2 separate regions of the Mus musculus genome follow, and region 1 is linked to region 2. Evidence: chromatin contacts called from ENCODE Hi-C data. All regions are on one chromosome and are shown on one strand. The core of a region is the stretch at or near the end of the contact, and the rest is flanking DNA. Distances in the headings are between cores, read along the strand shown. Region 1 has its middle 36 kb from the start of Gm33476. Region 2 holds the start of Agap3 (ArfGAP with GTPase domain, ankyrin repeat and PH domain 3).

The links. Hi-C counts contacts between places; a loop is a spot of excess contacts on that map.
Region 1: a loop to region 2 is called in a map of T-helper 17 cell, with 1.9 times the contacts of the local background. The contact joins the enhancer-like site here to the promoter of Agap3 in region 2. A Hi-C loop is called at or near these places in 3 of 37 maps with a recorded cell type or tissue (Patski, T-helper 17 cell and v-Abl transformed pro-B cells).

Annotation. Positions count from the first base shown.
Region 1 is chr5:24,263,161-24,267,942 of GRCm38, forward strand. No RefSeq gene overlaps it. Among named protein-coding and RNA genes, the nearest start is that of Gm33476, 36 kb to the right of the region's middle. Within about 2 kb of position 3,296, at least 1 of the 3 ENCODE cell types and tissues checked has a DNase peak (open chromatin) inside an H3K27ac peak, as active enhancers do.
Region 2 is chr5:24,450,856-24,455,159 of GRCm38, forward strand. Agap3 (ArfGAP with GTPase domain, ankyrin repeat and PH domain 3) reads left to right here and starts at 1,322. Exons shown (of 18, transcript NM_139153.2): 1 at 1,322-1,679. The coding sequence starts at 1,352.

The DNA.
Region 1 (4,782 bases), core at 2,046-4,545, 190 kb before region 2:
CTATCTAAAAAGAAAAAAAAATGAAAGCAAGAATGGGGACAAAGGAATATTTCAGCACAAGGACGAGTCTTCCCCTCAAAGCTCTGGCAAGAAATTCCTGTTATTACAAGGTACCCAGTTTGGGCACCTTGCAATAATGGCCACAGGAATCTAGTATAATAATTCTAATGTGTTAGATCATATTAGTGGCCTGGCAGGGGTAGAGGCTGTGAGGTTAGGGGCTGCAGAGTGGATGGCAGGAGGCAGGTGTCAAGGTGCTTGGGCACCATGCAGTCCCAGGTCCCATGATGCCCTGGAAGAACTCAAGTAGACGACAGAGCCTAAGGGCAGTGTTGGTCCCGGGGCATTGGCAAATGTAAGAAAGGAAGACCGGGCAGAGACCTAGAGCTACATATGAAGCATTGTAAAACTGGGTGTCAACTGTGAGGTTTCTGAGAGTTTGATAGGTTCACAGTCAAAAAGTAGGGGGAGGAGCTGGGGTGATGGCCCAGGGGTGGGTAATGGTAATTGTCGCACAAACTTGAGGACTTGAGTTCTAGTCCCCAAGCATCTCCATAGAGATCTGGGTAGCTGCTTCTGTCTGTGACCTCTGTATTGTGTGGGCAAAGAGACGAGGCCTGGGTGGCCGGTGTTGATGGCTGCTGGCCTAGAGACTTTATCCCAAGGGAATGAAATATCTACAGGGAGAAGCCCAAGGCTCTCCTATGGAGTGTGCACATGGGTCTGGGGAAAAGAGAGTGTTTAATGCAGACATGTGACCTTAGGGAACTGGTAGCTCAGGATATCAAGGATTCAAGGACAAACAAGGCAAGCATCCCAGAATTGACATCACAGATGAGGAACAAAGCAAGGGACGGAAATAGGGGGAGGTGCCCCCAAGGCCACTGATGCCCCCACGGTTACCAAGGGAAGTTGGAACCTTGTCTTGTGGTCTTATCTGTTACAGCTGGAAGGGGACAGGAGGACCAGCTTCCATCCCGCGGTAGAAGTTGGAAATAGAGAGACATGGCCCGCAGAAGTCTGTCCCTGAAACAGAACGGGGGTGGTGGGGACTCCAGAGTCTAGAGGTCTGAAGATAGAGTCAAACACTCCTGACTGTGAATCACAGGAAGGCTGACTCAGTACCCAGCAACCAAGAAAGACTGAGAGACCTTTCCTTGGACTGCCCTGGACCTCCAAGGATTGTGCAAACAGAGAAGAAAGATCAATCACTCACTTCAGTTAAAGAAAGGTCTGCCCAGTCCTATCAGGAATACACACCTGCCCCTCCCCTTTAATAAAGAAAAGCCCCGAACTGGGGCCCCGAGCCAGGAGCTTGTTCAAGGCTCCTCTGCTGCAGCCATGTTGGCAACCATGTTGCACCTGGCATACACCCTGTCCCCCCTTCCTTCCCACCGCTGCTACTCTGTGGTTTGCTTACATCCTTGTTCCAGACTCAAAGGACCTGGACATTGTGTCACAAGTGACCGCCCCCTCCCCTAGTATCATTTCAGTAAAGAGACCCAGACCCCGTAACCCAGGTGGAAAGGGAAGGAAAGGTGACACTTCTGTCCCATCTGACCCCAGGCTCATTGGGGTAACAGATGGTAAAGATCTTGGTTTGATAATGGCTCTGAATTAACAGCTCCCAGGCCACAGAGTGGGGGTGAGCAGTGGCAGAGACCCGGGTTACCTGGGACGCATCTCTGTGCGTGTGTTTGGTTATAGACCAGAAGACATTCCCTGGAGGGAGAGCCTTGTTCAACACACATCCACCCACCTGTGCCTCACCAGGAACAGAGGCACTCTCCCCCGGGACAGACACGAGTTCCACAATTGTGGGAACACAGGCTGAAGGAAACATGGGGCCAGGCTCTGAGAGAGATCACCCTGCCTGAGGAGCCATCTTTGCAGACAACCCAGCCAGAAGACTGAGCAGAGGGCATAGCAAGGGGGTGTCCCGCCCACCTGTCTCCCTGCGGCCCTGATCCACCCCAGCCTCATGTAAAGCAAAATGTGATTTTGTTTGTGGCTCCTTCACTGCCAGGTGGAGATGCAAACCTGAAGCTGTTTTACATAAGGAACAGGAAACCAGGGGGGCACAACAACCTGTTGCTTTAGAGGCCTCTGGGAGAGGGCAGGGCAGAGGTGTGACCACCTGTCCTATGTTCTCCCAGACAGAAACCCTGGCTCGGCAGCAGCAGCAGGGGTTGGGGCTCTCTATGAAGCTTTCCTTGAGGGTGGAAATAGGAGTTCAAGCCCGACCTAAGTGAACATGGAGACCCTAGCTCAAAACACAAGACAAACAAACATAAACATGGTTATATTAAGACAAAACAAGATAGAGAATTTTGGAGCAGGGGCCGTGGATTGTCAGGGACCTAACTCCAGGGAAGGAGGGCCCGGACCCCACAGCCTTGTGCAAGGAGTCTCTGCTAGGGTAGGAGTCTGGTGCCACCTAGCTCAGCATAGTCACATAGCAGTCACATGACCTCTGAGACCCCAATTTCTGTAGCAGCAAAATGTCTAGTTGACTTCCAAGTCCTCTCATTCCAGACTTGAGAGGTATACTGTCTCTGTGTCCCTGGCTTGGCTTCTCCGTGTCAGCTGAGACCATGGTCCTATGGCCACCCTGTCTACCCTGAGGCTCCCATCCACATGGCCAGGCCTCCCCACCTCACCTGCTTCTTTGACCCCAACATGACAAACCACAGCATAGCAGTTCTCAGATCACCCCTTCCCAAACACTCCTGGGGAGGCCTTCGCACCACTAGCATCTGGGATTTCCAGTTTCTACTCCTGACTGGAAGACAAGAAGTTGTCTCCTTGGTTCTTTCAGCTGTGCTTTCTTTCTCCAAGGGTCTCTGCCATCTTGTCTCTGAGGCTTGTAGCCACACTTAGTCCAAAGAGTGAGTGGACTCAGGGCCGAGGGGGACCTAGAACCCAGGGAGCATTAAGTAGCCCCACTAGCAAAGGGTCCCCAAGGGAGAAGACAACCCATCGCCTGCAGTGGCCAGTGTGGATGGCAGCGTGTGTGTCAGGTGTGGCGAGTCTCTCTACCAATTCCAAACCTTGAAGAAAGCTGGTGGGAGCCATTTATCGGCCATTTCAGAGTTTGTTTGGGACTTTTGTTTTGCAGCAACGCCCCTTGATCAGTTTCCTGAGAACCGAGATTACAGGCCGGAGCCACCATACCCAGTCCTGTTTCAGGATTTTACCAGAGGTCGGCAGAAGGAAGTATTATAAGCTCGGCTACATTAAAGCCACTCCACCCACGCTCAAACCACCGCCAATCAATTCTGTATGAGCCGCTGCCGGGTCAGGCTCCCTGGGTGTTGATTTCCTGCTCCGGAGTATCAGTGAGTCATCAGCCGCCTCCTCTCCACTTTAACTGTTGCTCTGAGACCTGAGAGTCTGCAGAAGGGAGGTCACATGGCATCTTTATTTAGTAGCCGGTTCTCAACTGGCAGGAGGGGAAGGACAGCCAGACACTTCCTAGAAACAGCTCTCTCTCAATTTCCGGAGCCCACAGGAGCTGGGAAGCTCGATGGTGTCTTAAAGTCCTGGAGTCCATGTCAGGCCGCTGACGTTCAAGACTTGGGGTTCTGACTAAAGAATGGGCTGGGGCTGCTATGCAAATAGCTGGAAACAGACTTCCTGTGATTAGGGCTGTGTATCATGCGGCCACCAGATGGCGCCCAACACCTCAAACTGTCAACACCATTGGGCCAGGCTGAAGCCCTGTTAATCTGTCACAGATTAATGCTGAAGTGTTATGCCCCCAGGTGTGAGGCAGAAGGGTGACCAAATGTTGCAGAATTATCCTGGATTGATTTAGACCAAGTTCATGTGAATGTCACAAAAAAACACATTAATAACAACTTCCACGGGGGACTTTTACTTATATGTAAAACACAGGTCTGGCTAGTATAGGTCTCCCTCACAGCCTCCTAGCCCAGCATCTGAGCATCACACACCACATCTGAGAGGACAAAGGACAGCAAGGCCCTCACCTCAAGAATTTACAAGCACCTCTTGGGAAGACATCACACACCTATAATCTCTGCACTTGGGAGACTGAGGCAGGAGGATCACCACAAGTTCAAGGAGAGCCAAAGCTACAACTGTGACCCTGTTTCAAAAACCAAGCAAGGAGGTCCACAGATGTCATCTGTACCTATAAATCATGAATTGTAATTCCTACCCACATGGAGCCTCTTGGAACTGGAGTCCTGTGCACAAATATTGTTGAATTAAATAATTAATAATTAAGTCGCAGATACGGGTTTGCTATCTACCTCAATGGCTTGTGTTCCCAAATGAAACACACACACATGTCTTAATCAGCACAATAGCTGGGCTACTGCCTAACCTCCACTACTGATAGAATCTACCTTCCACCGATAATTCCGAGTTACAGCTTACTAAATTCTGTGTTCTACCTTGGCTGCTCTGGACTCAGAGGGCTGCCCAACTGGGCCGTGCTCTCCCGGCTCCTTCACGTGGCGGCCATGCCTCTCTGTCTTGCACTCTTCTCAGGCATGGTGTCTCCCTTCTCCACACTCTTCTAGCATGGCAGATCTTCCCTCTCTTCTTGTTCTCAGTCCCAGGCCTGGGAAATCCTAAAAGTCCTAGTTCAGTCTGCCACGTCCTGCCCAGCCATTGGCTGCCAGCATCTTTATTTACCAATCAGAACCAACTAGGGGCAGGGTTCCTCAGTGTCTTACCTGTGGACATGCAGACTCTCTCAAGCAAGCAATTTTGGGGACCCAAATTAGCATTATAATACAAGCAGTATAGCCA
Region 2 (4,304 bases), core at 72-2,571:
CCCAGGTTGGCTTTGAACTCCCTATTAAGCTCAGGCTGTCCTTGAACTAATCCTCCTACTGTATGGCCCCTGTGCTGGGCTAACGTGTACATCATGATACCTGGCATCCTCTAGCAGATTTATTCCACAGGGTCATTCCCTTGCACATGCCACCTCCAGGTTTGAGGATCTGTGTTGGGGATGTGGGTTAACACAGCTGAAGACAACTTTGATAATGGGAATACAGAAGAACTGGGACACTGAAGGGTGATCTCTGGCCCTAGGAAGGCATAGGATAGACAGGGTCTATCAAGAAAAGACAAGGTCTGTCAAGAAAAATTATGAGACCCATGTGGGTTCTGCTGAGTTTCTGTAATGAACCAATGGGCCCTTTTCAGTATGGCAGGGAGGGTCTTTTGGGAGAGGGCTGTCACTGGGAGATAAGAATTGGGACGCTGTTGTTTCAAGCTTGCAGGGTCTCTTGAGTGAAACTCTCAGAGAGAACTGGACATAGGAACGGGGAGCCCGTCCCAGTCTCTCAGGTGCAGTCGACAGTGGAGACTGGGGGCCCGGGGGCCGGGGTCGGGGGCAGAGAGCCAGGGAAGAGAACCCTGGCAAGATCCCTAGGGCTGACCTCGAGGCCTGGAGACAGAGGAGCTGCTGCAGCACTAAAAGAAAGAGGGTGGCGCCCCTGGGCGAGCTTCTCCGCCAATCAGTCCCACTTATCAGCACCCTCAGGCACAGAGAACAGTTCTGAGTAGCCCAAGGATTCCACACGGGCCTAGAGCGACGTAGAGAGGTAGCAATGACAGCTGGCCGGACGTGGGGACAGCGTGATCGTGTCCCCAGGCGGGAGGCCCTCGAGGCTTCTGTCTAGCTTTGGGGCGGGTTAGCGGGCGGAAGGGCCTACGCGGGTGGGTGGGGCCGCGCGTCGCGGCCAGCACGCGGTTCTTGGGGGTGGAGGCTAAGGCGCTTGCGAGAGAGGAGGGGCGGGGGCGCAGGGCGACGCTGGAGGGGCGGGGGCGGCTGGGAGGGGGCTAGGCTGCGTGTGCCGGAGCCGGCGGGGGCGGCGGTGCGTGCGCATGACGCGGGGGGAGGGCCCGGGCCGCGCGCTCCCGGTCCCGTTGTTGTTGCCGCTGGAGGCAGCTCCGAGGCGGCGGGATCTCAGCGCGGGTAAACGCCGGGCGGCGGCCCCAGCGTGCGCGGCCGCGCCTTCTGGCCTCGGCTCCGGGCCTCATGCGCTAGACCGGCGCCGCGCGCTTAGTAGTTAGGGTTCCGCCAGCCCCGCGCGCCTGGTCGCTGCCGCCGCCGCCGCCGCCGCGCCGCCCCAGGCCCTGGCTGGGCCCGCTTCGGGGCCCGCGCCTCCGGAGCCATGAACTTCCAGGCAGGCGGGGGCCAGAGTCCTCAGCAGCAGCAGAGCCTGGCGGCTCCGGGGACCGGCGGCGGCGGCGGCGGCGGCGCGGGGGGCGGCGGGCAGTTCGGCGGCGCGGGGCCCGGAGCCGGGGGTGGCGGCCCCTCGCAGCAGCTGGCTGGCGGCCCCCCCCAGCAGTTCGCGCTCTCCAACTCGGCCGCTATCCGAGCCGAGATCCAACGCTTCGAGTCGGTACACCCCAACATCTACGCCATCTACGACCTGATCGAGCGAATCGAGGATTTGGCGCTGCAGAACCAGATCCGGGAGCACGTCATCTCCATCGAGGGTGAGCGGAGCCGGGGGCCTGCGGGAGCTGAGACGCGGTGGCCTTTGCAGCGCTGGCCGGTGGCGGGTGGGGGGCGAGGGTCCTTCACGGCCTCGGCCCTGCCCCTTTCTGGCGCTCAGGGGTCTTATGGAGCTGAGGTTCACGGTTTGCTAACCCCCACTGCAGAACCCTAGTCCAGGTTTTTCCATGTCTCATACAGGAACACTTTTTTTTAGGGGCGGTGGGCTCGGTCCAGTGTCAGTGGACACGTTTTTTGTTTTTTGTTTTTTTTCCTCCGTGACCTGGGATGTGAAGATGGTTGTCGCTCCAAGGACTGATGCGCTGAGTCGCCAAAGACCGGGAGGGCCTGGGGCCACATCTGGCTAGGCACGGTCAGGCTCGCTGGGTGCGACGGAAGACCTTGGTGGGTCGTGAAGGTGGGGCTAATGCCTGAGAGTAATCTTAGCAGCTGCCCTGGCCCAGCCGGGCTGTAGGGGTGGAGGATCAGAGAGAGCTTTGGGTTAGTGGATGGCAGCCTTCCTGGGCCTCTCCTGCAGGCTTTGGAGGGTGGCGCTCCCCGCGGCGCCCTCTCCCGACGCACACCCACCCCCACGCTTCTGCGGTCGGGCGGGCGCGGGCCTGGCCTGGGTGCAGGACTGGGGAGCTGTGGCCGCGTGGGAGACTCTGGATGAACCCTCTGCGCTTGCCAGTCCCTTCTAACCCCCAGGCATCCATGTGGATGTCAGGATGCTGACTGACCTCCAGGGAGGTCGGGCCTGGATGTAGGGGGACTGTAAACCTCAGGCCATGCACTGCTCCTACTAATGTTCCTTTCTGTGGGCACATGGGCCTGAACCCTGGCAACTGAAAGGCACGTTAATTGGGGGGCACACTGCTGGCAAGAAGCCCCACAACCTTTGGTGTAGTGGAGGCTGGCTGGCAGTAGCAACAGGCACCCCAGTGGCAGTGTTGACCTTCTAGCAAGCTTGGACAGATGGGCCTCGCCTTGGTCCATCTGCTTCTTTTTCCAACTCTGCTTGAAGGGGGACGCCCACCAGCAGGTGGTGGGTTCCGCCTTAGTGGCAATGCAGGGAGCAAGGCTAGTTGCTGCTGACTTGGAATTAGGAAGGGCATGTCCACTACTTGGGTCCTTCAATTTAGATCCTGCTCCCATCTAGTGTGAGGCTTTGGAGCCATCTGTACTTGAACAGGCCTGTTTTGCTTTTTTGAGGTACCCATTGCTGATGAGTCTCTGATCTTTTGTGAGTAGAGCCCCCCTCCACCTTTAGATCTGGGCCCCTTTGTTGTAACATTCCCAGCTGTCTTCCTTTTGATCTTTTCCCAGCCTGTTTTCTTCTCTTTCCTTTCAAGGCAGAGTTCACTGTGAACTAATTAGGTGACAGAAAAAACTCATTAACATGGATTTGAGTAAATGACTTGGCATCACTGCTATGCTGGGGATTGGGAGGTAGCATTAGTGTGAGCCCAGGGTCTTCAGGAGAGATGAGGTGGGGTTTTTTCCCTTAGATTCAGAGGGTGAGGCCGGAAGAGACTGTTCTCTGAGCTTCCCTGTTCCTAGAGGAAGTGTCAAGTTCCTCATCAACTCCCAAGATGATTTCCCGTGCCTTTTTAGGAGGCTGAAGCAATTTACTGGACAGCCACCAGTGTGTGTGTGTGCAGCCACCAGTGTGTGTGTGGAGGAAGGGAGGGAGGGAGGGAGGGAGGGAGGGAGGGAGGGAGAGAGAGAGAGAGAGAGAGAGAGAGAGAGAGAGAGAGAAAGTATGTATTGGGGGATCAGCTGTCCAGAGACTTTCAAGAGTAGGGAGCAGACAGGCTGAGCAGGCTCTGCACCTAGTTCCTGTTTATCAGTATTATTAACGACCTCAGTCATCCCTACTCACATACCAGATTGGGCATCTTCTGTTCGAGTCATGGTCCCAGGAAGTACTTGGGCCGGTTTTGATCTCTGTCCTAAGTAAAACATGATAGGCAGCGTTTTTCTAGAGCCTTCCCCCAGAGCAACTTCCCCGTTGAGGGTTGGAAGTACCCCACTGTCCCATCTGCTTAGCCTGGAAGCTTTGTATCACCTTGATGAAATCCTGGGCCTTGGTGATCATTGTCACCAGACTGACCCAGCTGTTCCCCATACACACACAGCCCTCTGCTCTGCTGTCCCCGGCCTGTCCCTGTCCCATCTGTCTGGGAAAGCCTCCCAGTGCCTTCTTTCACCTTCGCTTCCCAGCCTCTCCTAGGAACTCAGTTTTTTTACCCCCGCCCTACAGGCTCCCACACTTCTGTCGACCCAACTTTTCCACTGTAGGCAGGCTAAAAATTAAAGTAAAATAAAAAATAAGGAGCCTAACCAATCAGGCTCCTATTCCAGTGTTCAGCCCTGTGTGCTCCCTGCAGTAGACTTCTCCATCTGCCTAACCATATTGGCCTGTTCTACAGGGCAGGGCTCCCACCTTGTCCAGCGAAGGGTGATAACACATCTTGATCTTTTCTGTGTGAAGCCCAGCAGATGTAGGATGTTACATGCACACAGAGCTGCCAGGGGCCTGTGCTTCAAGGGGCTAACATTTCACCTTCCTTCAGCTAATCCCTGGTGAAGGGCTTGTTCTGTTTTATCAGAAGGTGACTACCAGA